Regions from separate parts of the Homo sapiens genome. Here region 1 is linked to region 2. A link is an interaction called in ENCODE POLR2A ChIA-PET data of the cell type or tissue named here. Cell type or tissue: PC-3. All regions are shown on one strand. Links, peaks and the distances in the headings refer to the core of each region. The heading gives the core; the rest is flanking DNA.

Region 1 (10,564 bases), core at 942-8,941, 310 kb after region 2:
GCCCCACAGTTGGCATGGACCTAGCACATCCCTTATAGATAAGCCAAGTCAAGTCTAACTTTTTCTTGTGAGGTTGTTGGCATCACAGTTTGTCCTTGGGGATAGCTGAGCCTTTTTTTTTTAGAGCTGTCCTTTGACAGTCCCGCTCTGTCGCTCAGGCTGGAGTGCAGTGGCGCGATCTCGGCTCACTGCAACCTTTGCCTCGCAGGTTCAAGTGATTCTTGTGCCTCAGTCTCCTGAGTAGCTGGACTACCAGTACGTGCCACCACACTTGGCTAATTTTTTCTTTTTTTTCTTTTTATTTTTGAGATAGAGTCTCACTCTGTGGCCAGGTTGGAGTGCAGTGGTGCGATCTTGGCTCACTGTAACCTCTGCCTCCTGGATTCAAACAATTCTCCTGCCTCAGCCTCCTGAGTAGCTGGGACTACAGGCGTGTGCCACCACGCCTGGCTAATTTTTGTATTTTTAGTACAGACGGGATTTCACCATGTTGGCCAGGATGGTCTCGATCTCTTGACTTCATGATCCAATTGCTTCAGCCTCCCAAAGTGCTGGGATTACAGGCATGAGCCACCACACCCGGCCTAATTTTTGTATTTTCAGTAGAGACGGGGTTTCGCCATGTTGGCCAGCCTGGTCTCGAACTCCTGGCCTCAAGTGATCCACCCACCTCAGCCTCCCAAAGTGCTAGGTTTATGGGTGTGAGCCACTGCACCTGGCACACTGAGCCATTTTTTAATGGGAGATCTGCTGTGTTTGAGTTTTAAGGTGCACTGTGGGGAATGAGATCTTCTGTTCTCCTTACTTACTCCTCTCACAGGCTTGATATTCAGCTCCCCAATGCCTGGAATTGTACTATCTCTGTCTTCGAATGCAGATTTAAATACCCACATCAATCCTGAAAAAGTATTGCAATTGTCTCCAGAGTCAGTGAAGGTGTCTGCTGGAGCTTAGGTCTTTGAAGTTCAGGCTTAGGAGTTTGCTACTTTCTCATTGTGCTGCTGGGTGATAAATGTTGCTTTGCTTTCTGTTTCTTTTTTTTTTTCAGGCTTGTTTTTAATGAAAAGAAATGGCGGTTGGCAATATCCCTGAAGCTTTTTAGTGGGGCTCCTATAATGAGGTTTGCTGAAATTCTGGATAGGAAATGTTTCCCTCTGTAGGCTCAGATGCAGGATTTTAAACTTTTGTGATGTCTGTGGTCTTTTTCTTTTGAGCTGGCTGGGTTTGCCTCTTCAAAGATGTCAGCCCCAGCCTTGCCAAGTTTGGAGTTTACATCTCTAGCGTTAGTGACTTGCATGACTGTAAAAATAGGTCAGTGTTTTTTTTCCTCCCTCTCTTTCAAAGAAGAGAGAAAAATTGTGTGTGTGTGCATGTGTGTTTTCCAACATCCCATCAGTCAAAAACAGTTGAAGCAATTTTAGCTTACTTTTTCCCCAAAAGATTCACTCCAAGTATGACTCAGATCGTGGAACACTTCAAGGAAAATTTTTTCTGTGAAAGTTAAGTGCAATTAATGAGGAGAGATCTGGTGGGAGAAAGAATTCCTCAGTGTTCGCTATAATGTCAATTACAGGCTGCCTGACAAACACACATAAAACGTGTAACAGATCCACTGCCTGCTCCTGCGCCACATCAGGTTATTATGAGAGTGAACATTTCTTTCCATTACGAATCTGTATGGCTTAATTTTCCCAGCTGAAACTTTAAACAAGATGAAATTGCATGCATGCATGTGTGCGCACACACACACACACACACTCAACTATATTCTTTGAAAATACCACTGAAGAAAGTTTCCTAAAAACACATAAAACAAGGAAGCAGTTCAGCCATGAATACATTTTCTATGTGCTAAAAGGGGGTGAGTTAGACTCTAGATGCAAAACAGCTTAAACGCTTCTTGCTGCAACAAGGTTGCTGCCAGCTCTGTAAAGACTTGGAGTTTTATCCTATTCAGAATTGGCTTCTATTTCTTCCAAGTGCAGACGCATCCTTATGGCCTTGCCTATAAACACAGCCATGGGTATTTGCATAGAGGTCTGTGAGTCCCCGCCTTACCCTTCTCCTCCTCCCCTCACTCCACACTCATTTGCTCCTATAGGGTCTCTGTAGTGTTCTGGGGGCTCCCTTGCCCATGTCTGTTTTCTTACCCACTCCCAATCAGGGACCTCCTCTTTTCCCCGAGTCCTCAGCTTTTTCCTCTCTCCTTTCCATGAGCACTTCAACGTCCTCAAGCCTCTCCCACCTTAGAACAGAAACCTCTCAACCCCATGTCTCCCTCCTAAACACCCTATAGCTTCCCTGCCCTTCACAGCCAAATTGCTTGCCGCAGCTGTCTACACTTGCTGCCTCCACCTTCACATCCACGCATTCCCCCAGAACAACTGCCTGATGCTTTCCTGACATCCTTGGGAGTTCATCAGTGACCTCCCCATCCAAAGCCAAGGGCATGTTTCTCAGGCCTTCTCTTATGGGATTTTCAAGCAGCACTTGACGATGGCTGTCCACCCATTCACCCACTCCTTCATCACATGGTTATCTGAGGGGCTCTTACTTTTGGAGCTGGCCTCCTGGCTTCTGTGCTGCTGCTCTTTTCTGCTCCATCCCCACCTCTCCGGCCACCCCTCCTTTGCCCGCACTTCTAGCATTGCTTCTTCTACTCTCCCATTAAATGCCATTTTTGCCGAGGGCTCCGTCCTTGACCTCGGGTTTCTCACTTTGCAAGCTCTGCCCCCGCTCCCGCCTCTCCCTTTGTGTTGATGGCTTTCAAAGGTGCACCTGCCGCTTGGGCCTCTTTCCTAAGCTCCAGAGGCCTGCTGACTTCTCATGGATCAAGGCTTTGATCCCAGTTGCCATGTTATCTGCAGCCCACTCATGACTCTATGTTCAGGAATGGCTCTGGAATCCTGGGGCCATCCTTGACTCCTCCTTCCCCTTCTGGTCAACTTCAGATCTCTCCCGTTCAGGCAGAACAGCCTGATTCCCTTACCGGCTCCCCCATGCCTCTGGACGAGGGATCCCAGCACCACATACCAGAAGTCAGGGCGTTACCCAGCTCCACCTCCAACCCACCCACCCTGACCTGCTCCGCTTCCTACTGACCCCAACTGCAGCCTCTTCTCTTTTAAATAATAACAGCAGTTAACATGTAATCAGTGCCTGTTGTGTGTCAGCTGCGGAGGTAAGTGTCTCTTCGCTTTCAGACCCTGTGAGCTCTGTACCCATATTGTCCCATTTTACAGATGGCAAAACTGAGGCCCAGGGTGCGGGTTTTGTTGGGTCCTTCCTGTGGACGCCTTTTGGGCTCCCTAGCCTCCCGTGGCCCCTTCACAGCTTTTGGCTGCACCGTGTGCTTCGTGTCGCAACCCCAGAGCAGCTGGCACCCCCATCCCTGTGCTCAGTCAGCCCTGGCCTCAAAACGCAGCCGGGTCAGAGCCCTGGGGCCCCGCTTGCTCAGGCCTCATTTCCTCTGCCCTCATCCCTTGCTCCTGAATTTCTAAAAGAAAAAAGTCTACTAACTAATATCCTCTGCTCTCAGGTAATATCTTTGCAACCCAACCTCCTCACTGACTGTAGCAGGATTATTTCTTCAAAATTGCAATCCAGTCATGTCCCTTACAGCTTAAAACCCTTCCACGACATCTCTTTGTTGTCCTTAAGACAAAGTTTAAACTCTCAGCTTGGAACTGATCATAGCGGTCACTCTAAACTCCGCTCTCCCGACTCCTTGGGCAGCCCTAGGTGCATGGCAGACAGTCCAGCCTTCCTTGCTTCCCTTTCCCTCTCCTTTACAAACATTCCTGGGATGTGCCAGACAAGCGCTGTGCTGATCACCGAGAATGTGGGGATGAAACAGACAAGCTAGCAGACAAAGAGCAGGGTTCCTGCAGGCGTGTGGGGAGGGTCAGCTCTCCAGAACAATCTTAGTCCAGCACCACAAGTATTATGATGCAGGTGCATGGCTCCCCTGGTTCCAGGTTGATGGACTCTGGATGACTCCTTTGGCTCTGATAACCTCCCCTCATCTGGCTCTCCAGCTCCTAGTGAGAGTTCTAAACCCCGGAGAGCTCAAGGGATCATCTCCTCTGCTCCAGGATGCCTCCCAGGCTCCCCCTGCTGGAGGCTGGACACAGCTCAGGAACAGCCCTAGAAGCTGCTGCTTAGGATAAATGAATTCTGCATTTTATCCTAAAAGCAGGTCCGATTTAAAGATTGTGTGTGTGTGTGTGCGTGTGTGTGTGAGACAGGGTATCACTCTGTCGCTCAGGCTGGAGTGTAGTAGTGCAATCATAGCTCACTGCAGCCTTGACCTCCAGACTCAAGTGATCCTCCCACCTTCACCTCCCAAGTAGCTGGGACCACAGGTGTGTGCCACCACATCTGGCTAATTTTTAAATTATTTTTTTAGAGATGGGGGGGGTCTCACTATATTGCCCAGGCTGGTCTCGAACTTCTAGGCTCAAGTGATTCTCCTGCTTTGGCCTCCCAAAGTGCTGGGATTACAGGCATGAGCCACCGCACCTGACCTCATTTAGATTTTAGTTGGAGGGTGACATTAGTGACATGGCTGGATTTGTTCTTGGAATGGTCCCTCTGGCTGCTGTGTGGAAAAGGAATGAGAAGACTGGAGTAGTTCTCAGAGCACTGATGCAAAATCCCGGGGCACATTGGAGTCTCCAGGCAGTTTACAGAACCCCCAGGCCTGGGTTCCACCCTACAGATCCTATGCAATTGGTCTGGGGTATGACCTAGGCCATGGGAAGGCCACGGGATTTTTAAAAGCTCCTGAGTTAGAACAATGACCCTTAATCTGGTTCACATGAGAATCACCTGGGGGAACCCTTAAACAATGCCCAGGTCCTACCTCCAGGGATCCTGATATAATTTGTTTGGAGTGGGGCTTGGGTGTTGAGAGGTTTGAAAGGCTCCCCAGGTGATTCTGATGTGGGCCTAGGGCCAAGAACCACCGAGTAAGAGGCTATCACAGTAATCCAGATAAGTGAGCCAGACCCTAGGGATGGCAGGAAGTAGAGTCAGAAACACTTAGGAGGTAGAACTGGCCCAGCTTGGTGATGGACTGCGTGGGAAGGTCTGAGGCAGGAAAAGATGAAGGCCTACACATTTCTTAGTTTCCTGACTTGGTCAAGGGGGCAAATGGTGGCCGCTCCAGGCTGGGGTCAACTCTCTCCACCTTTGCCCTCATCCTAAATCTGGTGCTACTGCCTGCAGTCCTGGCAGTTGAGAGAGACTCTACTATAGTCTTGGACAATTACAATATTCCAGGTGTGCTCCGCTTTTAAGAAAATCAAGTGCCATATGTCTCTTGATAAGACCCAGTGAAACTCTGAAAATGCTGCCCCAAGGGACGCCATCTCCCAGGGGGAGATCTAGGCTGTGGAAAGCAACCCGAGGCCCCACAAGGAAGGGATTGGACCAAAACCATAGGATGTGAGTGCAGAAAGGGACTTTAGAGACCTTCCCTGTCACATTAGGGAAATTACAGACCAAAAGAGTAAACAGACTTGGCAGAAGGTGGAAGGATTGGTGCGAGGTGGCGAGGGAAACTGAGGTCCAGGGAGATCAAATGCCTCATACACAGAGAGTAGTTTTTGCTGCTGCATCTCATCAATTCTAAAGCACATTTTTTCATATTTAACATTGAACAAGCAGATGTGTTATGCAATTGTCATTGTTTAAATGTCAGTGTTTTTATTTATTAGTGGTACATCAAATAAAGGAGCATCTTACAATCAATGACATCTTACATATAATGGCATTATTTTGCTTTAATTTTATAACCAACTTGGAGATCCATTGACCAAGATGTTCCGTTGGCCAAGTACATTGTCATCTGGCTTCACTGAGATAACACAATCATCTGTCAGCTGAGCAATTCCTCTGCGAGCTGAGGTTGGGCTTATCCATTTTTGATATCCTGTGACTTCGGCTCTGTTCTGACCCTCAGCAGGAGCCTGAGAACTGCTTGTAGGGACATGACCCTGAAGATGACACTGATGACTGTTCCCAGGGTTCCGGGGATGCTCATGTGGCTCTTGCTGCTTTCCCTTTTACGGCTGTGGGAACTCACATTATTTTCATGACAACTAAGGACTTGAGCTGGTTTGGGCAGTAGCGTGTGGACTTCACTGGGCAGCTGCTAGGGCTCGTCCATATTAACCATCGTGGTGGTGGAGAATGTGATGCCATTGAAGGAGGCCAGGCAAATAGGCCCTGCATGCTATCTGCTAGGTATTTGCTTTAGGGGTATGTGGTATAAATGGGTTATAAACAAGTTATAAACAGGTTATAAATGGATTGTATGAACGAGTTCAAGACAGCCCCTGTGTATTGGCCCCCATGCTGTTTACTTCCACACCACAGCCCAGGACCGTTAACTCAAGCCTGCCAGCACCAAACTCAAATTCTTGCACATCCAATTGCTTTAAATGTAGGCCAAATATTATTTGCCCATTTAGAGCCTGCCTGCTTCGATAATTTGCAAAACTACACCCGACACCCTCTCACCATAGGTAAGACGAACCTCAGGGCTACAAAAGACCCCAAATGGCTGCTGTCCTTTGGAGCTCTCTGACCCAGAGACTCCTCACCATGATGCTCCCCACCATGAACCCTCTTGGGTTCAAACGATCCTCCAGCCTTAGCCCCCCAAGTAAATGAGACTTCAGGTACATGCCACCAGGCCTGGTTAATTTTTAAATCTTTTTTTAGAGATGGGGTTTCACCATGTTTGCCTAGGCTGGTCTCAAACTCCTGAACTCAGCAATCTGCCCGCCTGGGCCTCCCAAAGTGCTGGGATTACAGGTGTGAGCCACTGCACCTGGCTCCTTTTCTTTTCTTCTAGACCTGTGACATCTCTTAGACCTGTAACCTCCTCTCTGATCCTCCTCTCCCCTGGGAGTGTCCTTGCCCTTTTCTTCTGGTGGTGGCCCTGCCACTGCCTCTGGAAGGTCTTCTGCTGCAAGGGACTTTCCCCTTCCATGCATTCTGTCCAAGCTTCATCCAAATAAAGCTCTTGTGTGCTATTGCCATCTAGTGATCTGGTCTTTTTCTTGATCTTTCCCCAACATTCAAACTCATGAGAGTATAATTGTGTAAATAAGCAGATAAATCTAATTTTAGACACTACCTACCAAGGGGCTTCACTGACGTCTGTAATGTGAGAGTTAAGCAGCTTAGCTAGTAACACTACTGAAACACCACTGTTTTTACTGAAAGATATAATGTATGCAGGGGTCATTCATCACAGATACAGAACGTCCTAAAAAGAAAAAAAAAAAGTAGCATCAAACACATTTTAAATTATAGACCAGAAGAGTAAACAGACTTGTCTTGTTGGTTTTGTTGCTGCCTCGTGGGGCTAATGGCCAGCCCCTGGACAGTCCCAAGGGGGCAGCTCAGTTACCATTCTCAGGAAGAGGATACGACTGTCTACGGCTCTTCCCAACAACAAACACAGAGTAGCCATGCACATCTCAGGAATGGAGATGGAGCAAGAGAAAAACTAGCGATAACAGCTAGAGTTGGTTGCATTTCTAGTAGGTGCTAAACAACATGCAAGGTGTTGTACATGCATTATCTCAGGTATTCCTCACAAAACCCTATTATTAGTCCAAAGCTCAGAAGAGTTCATCAATTTGCCAAAGTTGCAAATCTAATCCATGGTAGAATTGGGATTCAAAGCCTGGTCAATGAGACTCCAGGAAGGACAGGATTTAACCGCCTTGCCCTGTTGCAGAAATTCAACTAGCCTGAGCATTTTGCAATGTGTCATAACTTCTGATAATGGGCTGAATAAAGGATGGCAGCAACATCGGTAGGAATTGCAGTATCTCTCAAAGTTACGGGCCAGGGGAGGGTGGGACAGGTGTCAGCAGACAGACTCCATGGACATGCTACATCCTGGTGTCAGATTTGGGGTACTGACCTCCACTGGGGTGTGTGTGGTGGAACAGGGTTCTGCCTAGTCACAGCCCAGTTCTATCAGATCAGGAACCCCGTCATCCTCCCAGGCTCCTTCCTGGCCACCTGCAGCAGCTGGGCCCAGGGCTGCTTCCATATTCAAGAAAGAGAGACATCGAAGTGACAGGGATGGAACAGAATGCTGAGAGATCAAGGGAAGTTTCTAGTTATTTTCCCATCCACACCCAAGCTCTCTCGTCCTCCGTTGTCAGCCCAGTCAGGAACATCTCGTCACTCACCCCACCTCCATAGGAACTGACCCTCTGTGGATGGTTTTCCATGGCTGCCATAACAATGTGCACTAAGGGAGTGGCTTGAACCAAAGAAATGTCTTGTTTCACAGTCCTGGAAGCTGGAAGTCCAAGATCAAGGTGTCAGCAGGGTTGGACCCTTCTGAGGGCTGTGGGGAGAGTCTGTTCCTGGCCTCTCCCTTGGCTTCTGGTGGTTTGCTGGTGATCCTCGGCTTGTAGAAGCTTCACTACGATCCCTGCCTTCATCTTCACCTGGCACTTTTCCTGCATGAGTGTCTACCTCTAAATTTCCCATTTTTACTTATTTTTTATTTTAAAATTAAAAAAACTTTTAATAGTAGAAAATTTTGAACATACACAAAAATAGAATAGTATAATGAACCCCCATGTACCCATTACATAGTGTCGACAATGACCAACAAATGGCCAATCTTATCTCATTTGTTCCTCCTCCCTGCACCTATCTCTATGGAAATATTTTAAAGCAAATTCTCCTTATCATTTTATTTACATACATGTCAGTCACATGTCTTCTAAATGATAACTTTTTTTTTTTTTTTTTTTGACACAGAGTCTCAGTCTGTCGCCCAGGCTGTAGTGCAGTGGTGCTATCTTGGCTCACTGCAACCTCCACTACCTGGGTTCAAGCAATTCTCATGCCTCAACCTCCTGAGTAGCTGGGCTAACAGGTGCATGCCACCATGCCCAGCTAATTGTGTGTGTGTTTAGTAGAGACAGGGTTTTGCCATGTTGGCCAGGCTGGTCTTGAACTCCTGATCTCAAGTGATCCACCTGCCTTGGCCTCCCACAAAGTGCTGGGATTACAGACGTGAGCCACCACACCCAGCCAAGAACTCTTAAATACATAATTTTGATACAATTATCTCACTATTAACTGAACAAAACAGTATCACCTGGCCAGTCATGGTGGCTGACACCTGTAATCCCAGCACTTTGGGAGGCTGAGGTGGGTAGATCACTTGAGGTCAGGAATTAGGGACCAGCCTGGCCAATATAGCGAGACCCTGTCTCTACTAAAAGTACAAAAATTAGCCAGGCATGGTGGCGTGCACCTATATTCCCAGCAACACAGGAGGCTGAAGCAGGAGAATCACTTGAACCCAGGAGGCAGAGGTTGCAGTGAGCCGAGATCACACCACTGCACTCCAGCCTGAGTGACAGAGTGAGACTCTGTCTCAAAAAACAAAACCAAAACCAAAAAACCCAGTATTACCAGATAGCTACTCAGTGTTCACATTTCCCCAAAAGTCAATTTGTTCAGGATCTCAACAAGGTCTATGTACACATTGTGTTTGGTTGATATGTCTTAAATTTCTTAAAATCTATAGTAGTTTCCTCTTCTCTCTTTTTTCTTATCATTTATTTATTGGAAAAAATTAGTTCACTTACCTTGTAGCATTTCACACATTTTGAATTTGGCTGATTATATCCTTTTCTTTTCTTTTCTTGTCTTTTCTTTTTCTTTTCTTTCTTTCTTTTTTTTTTTTTAAAGAAAAGGTCTTGCCCTTGCTCTGTCAACGAGGCTGGAGTGCAGTGGCACAAATACAACTCACTACAATCTCCACCTCCTGGGTTCAAGCGATCCTCTGGCCTCAGCCCTGCAAGTAGATGGGACTTCAGGTACATGCCACCATGCCTGGCTAATTTTTGTAGAGACGGGGTTTCGCAATGTTGCCTAGGCTGGTCTTGAACTCCTGAGCTTAGCAGTCCACCCACCTGGGTGTCCTAAAGTCCTGGGATTACAGGTGTGAGCCATCATGCCCAGCCCTTTTTCTTTTCTTTTTATAAAAAGCTTTTATTTTAGGTTCAGGGGTACATGTGCAGTTTTGTTATATAGGTAAACTCTTGATACTGGGGTTTGCTGTACAGATTATTTCATCAACCAGGTAGTAAGCCTAGTAACCAATCGTTTTTTCTGATCCTCTCCTTCCTCCCACCTTCTACCCTCAAGTAGGCCCCAGTGTGTGCTATTCCCCTCTATGTGTCCACGTGTTCTCATTATTTACCTTCAACTTATAAGTGAGAACATGTGGCATTTGGTTTTCTGTTCCTGCATTAGTTTGCTAAGGATGATGACCTCTAGCTCCATTCCTGTACCTGCAAAGGACATAATCTTCTCCTTTTTTATAGCTGTGAAGTATTCCATAGTGTATATGTACAACATTTCCTTTATCCAATCTGCCCTCGATGAATTTCCCATTTTTTAAGGACACCAGTCATATTGGATTAACCCCTTTCCTACTCCAGTATGACCTTGTCTTACCTGATTCCACATGCAGTGATCCTGTATGAGTCTGTTCTTGCGCTGCTAT
Region 2 (10,564 bases), core at 1,005-9,004:
GGGGCGGTGAGCGAGGATCATCTGGTTTCCCTGGCCCCTAGGTGGGGACCATGGAGCGAACTGGAGAAGCAGGCTGGGTCCTTCCTACTCCTGAGGCTGGCAGAGCACACTCTATAGCTGAGGAGACTGGAAGTTAAAGGGTTTCTTCACAAGCAACTGACAACTTGCCAGCTGTATGTGTCTTCTTCTCTCTCTCTCTCTTTTCTTTCTTTCCTTCTTTTTTTTTTTCTTTTTTTAAATTAATTCAGAGTCTCGTTCTGTTGCCCAGGCTGGAGTGCAGTGGTGCAATCTCGGCTCACTGCAGTCTCCGCCTCCTGGGCTGAAGAGATTCTCCTGCCTCAGCCTTCTGAGTAGCTGGGATTACAGGCACACATCACCACACCTGGCTAATTTTTCTATATTAAGACGGGGGTTTCACCATGTTGGCCAGGCTGGTCTCGAACTCCTGACCTCAAGTGATCCACCTGCCTTGGCCTCTTAAAGCGCTGCGATTGCAGGCATGAGCCAGCGCACCCAGCCGTGTATGTGTCTTCTTATTGCTCACTGAATGGCTGCTGCTGAAAGCACACTAAGGAAGTAGATCTGAGTCCCAAGGGTGCATAAAGCCATGTGAAGGCAAAATTATATAACGCTGCACTCAGGAAGACTAACAGCCAGATAGAAACAACAAGCAGAATACACAGAACAGGCAACTTCTAGGAAATAGAACTTGAACAAAAAATTACAGCAAAGGACTTTCTAGAACTAAAAAGAAGAACTCTTATATTCAAAATTTAGTAGATAAATTGAAGGGAAAAGATACTCACTGTTGAAACACTAATTAGTTCCCCAAAAGCTCAAGTTGAAGCAGTATCTCAAAGCCCAGGGCAAAAAATATAGAGAAGGAAATGTGGTACAGAAAACAAAAACAGATGGATTGCCTGAGGCCGGAAGTTTGAGACCAGCCTGGCCACATGGCAAAACCCCGTCTCTACTAAAAATACACAAATTAGTTGAGCGTGGTGGCTCACAGCTGTCATCCCAGCTTCTTGGAAGGCTGTTATGAGAATTGCTTGAACCCAGGAGGCGGAGGTTGCAGTGAGCTGAGATTGTACCACTACACTCCAGCCTGTGCAACAGAACAAGACTCTGTCTCAAAAAAGTAGAAGAAAATAAAATAATAAAAATAAAAGATTGGAATGACAAATCCAAAAGATCTTACATGTGAAAAATAGTAGTGGGAAAGATGGATAAATAGGGGAACATATAGCATTTTTAGGATGGGAAAACTACCCTGTATGATACTATAATGGTAGATACATGTCACTATACACTTGTCTAAACCCAAAGAAAGTACACCAAGAGTGTGTCCTAGAATATGGACTTTGGGTGATAATGATGTGACCATGTAGTCTCATTGATTACAACAAATGCCCCACTCTGTAGGGGTGCACGATGGGGGAGGTTGTGCACCTGTTGGGGCAGGAGGTCTATGGGAAATTTTTGTACCTTACAACTCAGTTTTGCAGTGCACATAAAACCGCTCTAAAAATAAAGTCTATTAATAAAAATAGGAGTACAAAAAAGAGTGGGTAAAGGGATAGATGGGAAAAAGACAACAATTAAACAACAGAGGAAAATTTCCCTGACCTAAAGAAACACTTGAGGCTGCAAATTTCAAGAGTTCAATAAGTATTACATAGAATTTATGATAAAAAAGATGTGTACCTAGACATATACTGGTTAAATAAATGACTTACAAGACATCAAATATAAACATTATTTACAAATAAAAAGAAATTAGATTGTCATTGGATTTTCATCTGTTGCACTAGAAACTAGAAAATAATAAAATAACATCCAGTTTCCTGGGAAAAAAAGAGAACTGATACCCAGGACTACTACATAGCTAGAACTCAGTGGTTTTGCCACACCTATTGTTAAAATATTAAAATATTGACCATTTGTGATGGCTCACGCCTGTAATCCCAGCACTTTGGGAGGCCGAGGCAGGCGGATCACCTGAGGCCAGGAGTTCCAGACCAGCCTGGCCAACATGGCGAAACCCTGTCTCTACTAAAAATAAATAAATTAGCCAGGTGTGGTGGCATGCACCTGTAGTCACAGCTACTTGGGAGGCTGAGGCAGAAGAATTGCTTGAACTCAGGAGGCAGAGGTTGCAGTGAGCCAAGATCACGCCACTACACTCCAACCTGGGTGACAGAGCGAGATTCCATCTCAAAAAAAAAAAAATTAAAATATTTTCACACTGTCTATGAAATAGCTTTGTCCCTGATCATCTCCCCACCAGCCCTTTCTACTCCTACCCTGTTCTACAGGATTCAGCAACTAAGGAGTTAATGCCTGGCACACCTTTCTTATTGACTGGCCAGTCTCTGGTTTAGTATTTAAACATCATTACTGCTTCAAAGATACCACCTGACAGGGGAATGAAAGTTATTAGATAATAAACCACCCATGTATCTCATCTGAAGAAAATATTTGAGAAAGAACGCCAGCCAAATAAGAAAAAAATCAAAACAGAGATTTCAAGAGAGAAGAAGAAAAGAGATGAAAACAATGATGAGAAATGAGCCTTGCAATATGTACTAAAATTTAAATAGATAATGATAGAGTGGGATTATATAGGCAGAATTCGAATTTTTGAAATAGAAAATATTTTCTGCAAGAGAAAATTTACTACAAAGTTAAAATTACACGTACCAGATTATCTCAGCAAAACCTAGGGATAGAGGAAAGAGAAAGAAGGGAAGTAAACCAACTCTTGGGTCTCATCTTTTTTGGGGGCAGGGGAACAGATATGGACAATGGGCATAACATTCTAAGGGTTTCATATTCTTAGGGAGGGAGACCAGTGGTAAGTAGAGCACCTGGGTGGGGACAGGTGGCATCTTTTTTGATGAAATAGTCAAGAAATATATTTGATTATAAATGTCAGAGAAGAGAAGATAGCTATCAGAAATGGGAAAATATGGTAAAACTTTCCAATTAACAAGGTGAAAAGGCTGGATGTGGTGGCTCATGCCTGTAATCCCAGTACTTTGGGTGGCCAAGGCGAGCAGATTGCTTGAGCCCAGGATTTTGAGACCAGCCTGGGCAACATGGAAAAACCCAGTCTCTACAAAAAATACAAAAATTAGCCAGGCGTGGTAGTACATGCCTACAGTCCCAGCTACTCGGGAGGCTGAGGTGGGAGGATCGCTTGAGCCCAGGAGGTTGAGGCTGCGGTGAGCCATGATTGTGCCACCGCACTCCAGCCTGAATGACAGAGTGAGACCCTGTCTCCCAAAAAACCAAAACTTAAACAAAACAAAAACAAAAAAACCCCACAAGAATTATATAGGAATTTTGTTACACCACCAAAAACAATGAAAAGGGAAAAGAAAAACCACAAATCAAAGTACCTAATAAAAATAAAGATGGAAGTGATGAAAAGAAGCACATCAGTTATTTTACTATGTATGAAGAGGATACTTTTATCCATTTGAGACATAGAAACTTTTTGATACAGTAAAAACCAAAAATAAGTATATTTGATTATAAATGTCAGATATATCAACATATCACTCTTAAGGTGACAAAGATTAACAATAAAAGGATGGACAAATAACACTAGACAAAATGCAAACAAAAAGAAATCAGGAATGTCAACGAGGTGGAATGTAAGTTTAGAAGCTTGAAACAGGATAAAGGAGAATATTATATAACAATAAAAGACACAATCTACAAAGAAGATGTGTAATAATTATGTATATACTAAACAGCTTTGCATTATATATGAAGCCAAAGGTAATTAAAATATGAAACTTTGATAAAAAATATACAATTACTCTGAGAGATTTTAACTCATGTCTTTCAGATCAATAGATACAGTAGTAAAAAATGTAAGACATATAAAGACTGAATAATGCAAAAGTCCAAAGTTTTATGTCCTATAAATGGAGAACTATTTTATTGTTTGTGAAGCATTTTCCAAAGTTGGTATTACCTTGACCATAAAGGTTGTTAATAAAAATTTTAAAGTAGATATTTTTTCAGGCAAAATTCTTTAATCAAATACCAATTACATTAAATATAAATAACTAAAGGATGGTAATTGTATTTTTTTCTACTTGAAAATTAAAAAGTGTCTTTCTAAATAAATCCTGGATCAAAAAAGAACCAATAAAAAACTATGCTTTTAGTTAGGAAGACAATATAATCTTCCAAATATTAATAGGCATATACAATATATTTCAATGAGATTCACTTTTCTATTCTTTTTTCTTCAGAGATGGGGTCATGTTATGTTAACCAGGTTAGTCTTGAGCTCCTGGCCTCAAGCAATCCTCCTGCCTCAGCCTCCCAAAGTGCTAGGATTCCAGGCAAGAACCACTGCACCGGGCCACTATTATATTCTTTAATGAGATAAAATGATCTTAAAGCTTTTATAGAAGACTAAAGGTTAAAGACTTTTTAAAAATTGTGAAAAAGAAGAATACTGAGAGATACTTCCCTTTCCAGATATTAAAACGTATTTTAAGATCTAGTACTAAAATGTTATGGTAGTTGCTCATTATCATTGTGATTGACCCTCTTTATCCCTAGTAATATTTCTCACTCAGATGTCTACTTTGTCTGTATTAATATAGCCACTCTAGCTTTCTTTCGATTAGGGTTTGCATAAGATGACTTTTTTTTTCACTGTTTTACCTTTAGCTTACATGTGTCTATATTTAAAGTGGGTTTCTTGTGGACAACATATAGCTGGGTCTTACTTTTCAACCAGTCTGACAATGTTTGTTTTTCAGTTGGGGTGTATAGACCATTTACATTTAACATACTTGTTAATATGGTTGGGGTTCTATTTTTTTTTTATGTGTTTTATCTGGGTTTTTTGTTCTCTTTTTCCTCTTACCCTTCCTTCTTTTGGATTAAGTATGACTTTATCTCCTTTATTGGCCTATTAGCTATAACTCTTTGTTCTTAATGTTAATTTACTGGTTGCCTTATAGTGTGCATCTTTAACATATCACAGTCTACATTCAAGTGATATTATTCCACTTCACATGTGATATAAGAAGCTTACTTCTATCAACAATACATCAAAGAGAATAGTTTTTATGTATTATTGCCTCTAGGTCTATCTTGGTTAAAAAGTTCTTTTCAAACCCAAGCTTATACATGTATTCTCTTAAAACTGTTCTATAGTTTTTGTTTACATACAGATTTTAAGTTTTTTTGGAAATTGATTTTTGTATATGGTGTGAAACAGGGGTCTAACTTTATTTTCCTCCAGGCCAGTTGTGTCCTAACCAATATAAAATAAACCATTGTTTTCCCATTGACTTCAAATAGCACTTTTGGCATACAGTCAGATGTTGCTTAACAGTGAGGATATGTTCTGAGAAATGCATCATTAGGTGGTTTTGTCATTGTGCAAACATCACAGAGTGTACTTACACAAACCTAAATTGTATAGCCTACCACACACCTAGGGCATGGACAATAGAAAAAGTATTCTTCCATTGTCTCCTTCTTGGCCTTTGTATTAACCTTATGATATTGGTATCGTAATAGGCAAAAAGAAAAGTAGAAGAGAAAAAAATGTCCAGAAATAGATGTCAGTATATATATATGATAACTGAATATATAGTCAGGCACTATATAACTACATTTTGGTCAACAATGGACTGCATATATGACAGTGGTCCCATAAGATTATAATACTATATTTTTGCCATACCTTTCCTATGTTTATATACACAAATACTTACCACAGTGTTACAATTGCCTACAATATCAGTACAGTAACATGCTGTACAGGTTTGTAGCCTAGGAGCAATGGGCTATACCATATAGCCTAGATGTGCGGTAGGCTCTATCATCCATGTTTATGTAAGGGCACTCTATGATGTTTACTCAAAGGCAGAATCACCTAATGATGCATTTCTCAGAACGTATTCCCATTGTTAAGCAATGCATGGCTGTATGCCAAAAGTGCTATTTCAAGTTAATGGGAAAACTATGGTTTATTTTAAATTGGTTATGACACAACTGGCCTAGAGAAGAATAAAATTGGGATCCCTGCTTCACACCATATACAAAAATAAATTTCCAGAAAAACTTAAACTCTATATGTAAACAAAAACTATAGAACAATTTTAAAAGAATATATGTGTAAGCTAGGGTTTGGAGAGAGAAACCTTTTTAATCAAGACAAGAGCCTAGAGGCAATAAAATATAAAATAAATATATTCGATGATATAAAATATAAAATGTTATATGGCAAAATAAAAACAAAATCACAAGACAAAAAGATTGATAAAAAGTATGTGCCACAAAAATAACTCACACATAAAATGAATATGCATATCTGTCAGAAGGTTCCTATAAATTGACTATCAACAGAATACAGAAATAGAGACAAATAAATATAAAAAGTCAATTTATAGAAGAGAAATGCAAATGGTCAATAAACCAATGAAAATATTTTCTAATGTGGAGAAAATGCAAATTAAAGTAACAATGAGATGTCTCAACTTATCTACCAAATTAGCAGACAATAAAAACTTACTATTGATGAAAATGTGAAAAAAACCTATTCTGTGCATATATTGCCAGGGGAAATTTGGATTGTTACAGCTTTTATGGAAAGCAATCCAGATATATATTTTAAATTTTACAATTTACATACTCTGATGGAGAAATCCTTCTGGAAATCTATCTGCTATAAGTGAAATTCCAATATGTAAAAATATACATGCAAAGATGTTTACCATAGCGTTGTTTGTTGCAGCAAAAAATTAGAAACTGAGTAAATGCCTTTCAATATGGTGGAAGAAACTGTGATACAATTAAGCCATGGAATATAAGTTAATTATTGAAAAGAACGAGTTGCAGCAGGGCATGATGGCTCACTCCTGTAATCCCAGCACTTTGGGAGGCCAAGGCAGTAGGATTGCTTGAGCCCAGGAGTTTGAGACCAGCCTGGACCACATAAGGAGATCCCGTACCTACAAAAAAATTTAAAAATTAGCCAGGTGTGGTGGCTCAGGAGGCTAAGATAGGAGGATTGCTTGAGCCTAGGTGGTCAAGGCTGCAGTGAGCCGTGATTGCACCACTGCACTCCAGCCTGGGTGACAGGGAAAACCCGTCTCAAAAAAAAAAAAAAGAATGAGTTGGATGTATACCACTGAGGGAAATTCCATAATGTATCAAGAGAAAAAAAAAAGTAAAAAAAACTAGACACAAAGGAATACAGATAATATGATCCCATTTTTGTAAAATACACATGAATTAGAAAAGAAAAGCTTATTATATATAGTTTATACGTGATTGTATGAATACAAATGAAGCATGAAAGAATAGATAACAGATTGTAAATTTTGGCAGAGGAGAGGAGTAATAGGAAACAAAAGGAGACTAAAGAATTTCCCTGTTCTTTTATAATAATTATTATTATTATTATTTACCACATGATTACTGATTTTTTTTTTTAACAGAGTCTCGCTGTGTCGCCCAGGCTGGAGTGCAGTGGTGCTATCTCGGCTCACTGCAACCTCCTCCTCCCGGGTTCAAGCGATTCTTGTGCCTCAGCCTCCTGAGTAGTTGGGACTACAGGTGCATGCCACCACGCCTGGCTAATTTTTGTATTTTTAGTAGAGACAGGGTTACACCATGTTGACCAGGCTGGTCTCAAACTCCTGACCTCAAGTGATCCACCCACCTCAGACTCCCAAACTGCTGGGATTACAGGTGTGAGCCACCACGCCAGGCTATGATTTTCTATTTAGTAGGAACGATAAAAAATATACGAGGATACTAATTTAAATACTGAGATATAGTTCTAAAATAAATTATGATTTTTCTTTTTTCTTTTATTTTAAAATATTTAATTGACAAATATTGTATATACTCAAGGTGTACAATGTGATGAGGCATATGCATATACATTGTGATATGGACAATCAAATTAACCCATCTATTACCACCTATGCTATACATTGGATCCCCAGAACTTTATCATCTTAAAACTGAAAGTTTGTACTCTTTGACCATCATCTCTCCATTTTTTCCACTTCGAACTCCTAGCAACCACCATTCTACTTTCTGCCCCTGAGTTCAACTTTTTGAGATTCCACATACAAGTGAGGTCATACAGTATTTGTCTTTCTGTGTCCAGCTTATTTCACTTAGAATAATATCCTTTAGGTTTATCAATGCTGTCACAAATGACAGGATTTTTTTTTATGGCTGAATAATCTTTCATTGTATCTAACACATTTTATTTACTCATTCATCTGTCAATGGGCACTTAGGTTGTTTCCATATCTTGGCCATCGTGAATAATGCTGCAACGAATATGGGGATATAGATATCTCTTCAAGATACTGATTTCATTTCATTTGGATATATACCCAGAAGTGGGATTGCTTGATCATATGGTAGTTCTATTTTTAATTTTTTGAGGAACCTCCATACTGTTTTCCATAATAGTTGTACCAATTGGTATTTCCACCAACAGTATACAAGGTTCCCTTTTCTTCATGCCCTTGTCAACACTTGTTATCTTTTTTCTTTTTGATAATAGCCATCCTAAGAGATGTGAGGTGATATCTCATTGTGGTTTTAATTAGAATTCTCTGGTGATTAGTGATTTTGAGCACTTCTTTATATATCTGTTGGCAATCTGTGTGTCATCTTTGGAAAAATGCCTATTTAGGTCTTTTGCCCATTTTTTAATTGGGTTACTTATTTTTTTGCTATGGAGTTTGTTGTACATTTTGATATTAACCCTTTATCAGATATATAGTTTGCATATGTTTTCTCCCATTTCACAGGTTGCATTTTCATTGTGTTGATTATTTCATTTGCTGTTCAGTAGCTTTTCAGTTTGATATAGTCCCATATGTTTATTTTTGCTTTTGTCGCTAGTGCTTTTGTTGACATATCCAAAACAGTCAGAAAACAATTAACAAAATGGCAACAGTATGCCCTTACTTATTAATAATTACTCTAAATATAAATGGATTACATTTGCTAATCAAAAGACACAGAGAGGCCGAATGGATTAATAAACAAGATCCAATAATATGCTAACTACAAGAGATTCATTTTAGTCTCAAGGGCACACAGACTGAAAGTGTAGGGGTGGAAAGAGATACTCCATGCAAACGGAAACCAAAAGAGAGCAGGGGTAGCTATATTTATATTAAACAAACTAGACTTTTAGTCAAAATCTGTCACAAGAGGTCAGGTGCTGTGGCTCATGCCTTGAATGCTAGCACTTTGGGAGGCTTAGGTGAGCGGTTCACTCGAGCACATGAGTTCAAGACCAGCCTGAGCAACATGGCAAAACTCCATCTCTACAAAAAATACAAAAATTAGCCAGGCATGTTGGTGTGTGCCTGTAGTCCCAGCTACTTGAGAGGCTGAGGTGGGAGGATGGCTTAAGCCCAGGAGGCAGAGGTTGCAGTGAACCAAGATTATGCCACTGCACTCCAGCCTTGGCAACAGAGCCAGACGTTATCTTGAAAAAAACAAATAAATAAAAAATAAACAAAATCTGTCACAAAAGACAAAGAAGATCACAATATGATGATAAGAGGTCAATTCATCAGGAGGGTATAACAATTGTAAATACATATGCACCTAACATTGGAGCACCTAAATATGTAAAGCAAATATTAACAGAACTAGAAAGAGAAACAGACAGCAATGCAATAATAATAAGGGACTTCAATCACCCACATTCAACAATGGATAGATCATCTAGAGAGAAGATTAGTAATGAAATAGCAGATGTGAATAAAACTATAGACAAATCAACCTACCAAACATAGACAGAACAATCCATTCAACAGAAGCAAACACACATTCTTCTCAGGAGCACACAGTACCTACTCCAGGGTAGATCACACGTTGGGCCACAAAACCAGTCTTAAATCTAAGAAGATTGAAATCATATCAAGTATCTTTTCTGATCGAAATGTTACAAAACTAAAAATTGACAATAGGAAGAATTTTAGAAAATTCACAAATACATAAAATTAAACAATACACTCCTGAACAACCAATGGATCAAAGAAGAAAACAAAAGAAACTCAAAAAGTGTCTTGAAACAAATGAAAATTGAACACAACATACCAAAACTTATGGGATGGGGCAAAAGCGGTGCTAAGAGGAAAGTCTGTGGTGATAAATGCCTACATTAAGGAAAAAGACAGACACCAAGTAAATAACCTAACTTCACACCTCAAGGAACTGGAAAAACAAACTAAGCTCAAGTCAGCAGAAGGTAGGAAATAAATATTAGAGCGGAAATAAATGAAATAGTCCGGGTGCGGTGGCTCATACCTGTAATCTCAGCACTTTGCGAGGCCGAGACAGGCGTATCACCTGAGGTCAGGAATTCAAGACCAGCATGGCCAACATGGCGAAACCCCATCTCTACTATAAATACAAAAATTAGCCAGGAGTGGTGGCATGCACCTGTAGTCCCAGCTACTTGGGAGGCTGAGGCATGAGAATTGCTTGAACCCAGGAGGCGGAGGTTGCAGTGAGCCGAGATCATACCACTGCA

What was found. ChIA-PET counts read pairs that join two places held together with the same protein. Peaks named below come from ENCODE experiments on the same cell type or tissue, not always from the same donor. Only the 100,000 strongest peaks of a DNase experiment are listed, where the experiment ranks them.
Region 1: POLR2A ChIA-PET joins it to region 2 with 19 read pairs; 4 of 35 experiments call an interaction of 5 or more read pairs at or near these places.

Annotation. Positions count from the first base shown.
Region 1 is chr1:223,086,143-223,096,706 of GRCh38, forward strand. It overlaps LOC102724046 (a long non-coding RNA gene), which reads right to left and starts at 9,743. Exons shown (of 2, transcript XR_007066892.1): 1 at 9,642-9,743; 2 at 5,687-8,332. In PC-3, for the core only: a CTCF peak has its summit at 4,119 (motif pointing left); a DNase peak (open chromatin) is centred at 4,109; H3K27me3 peaks cover 767 bases.
Region 2 is chr1:222,772,264-222,782,827 of GRCh38, forward strand. It overlaps LOC105372984 (a long non-coding RNA gene), which reads right to left and starts at 879. Exons shown (of 4, transcript XR_922641.3): 1 at 807-879. RefSeq lists enhancers at 232-331, 822-871 and a silencer at 1,082-1,131. In PC-3, for the core only: no CTCF peak of the experiment used is centred there; DNase peaks (open chromatin) are centred at 5,408 and 5,938; H3K27ac peaks cover 1,344 bases.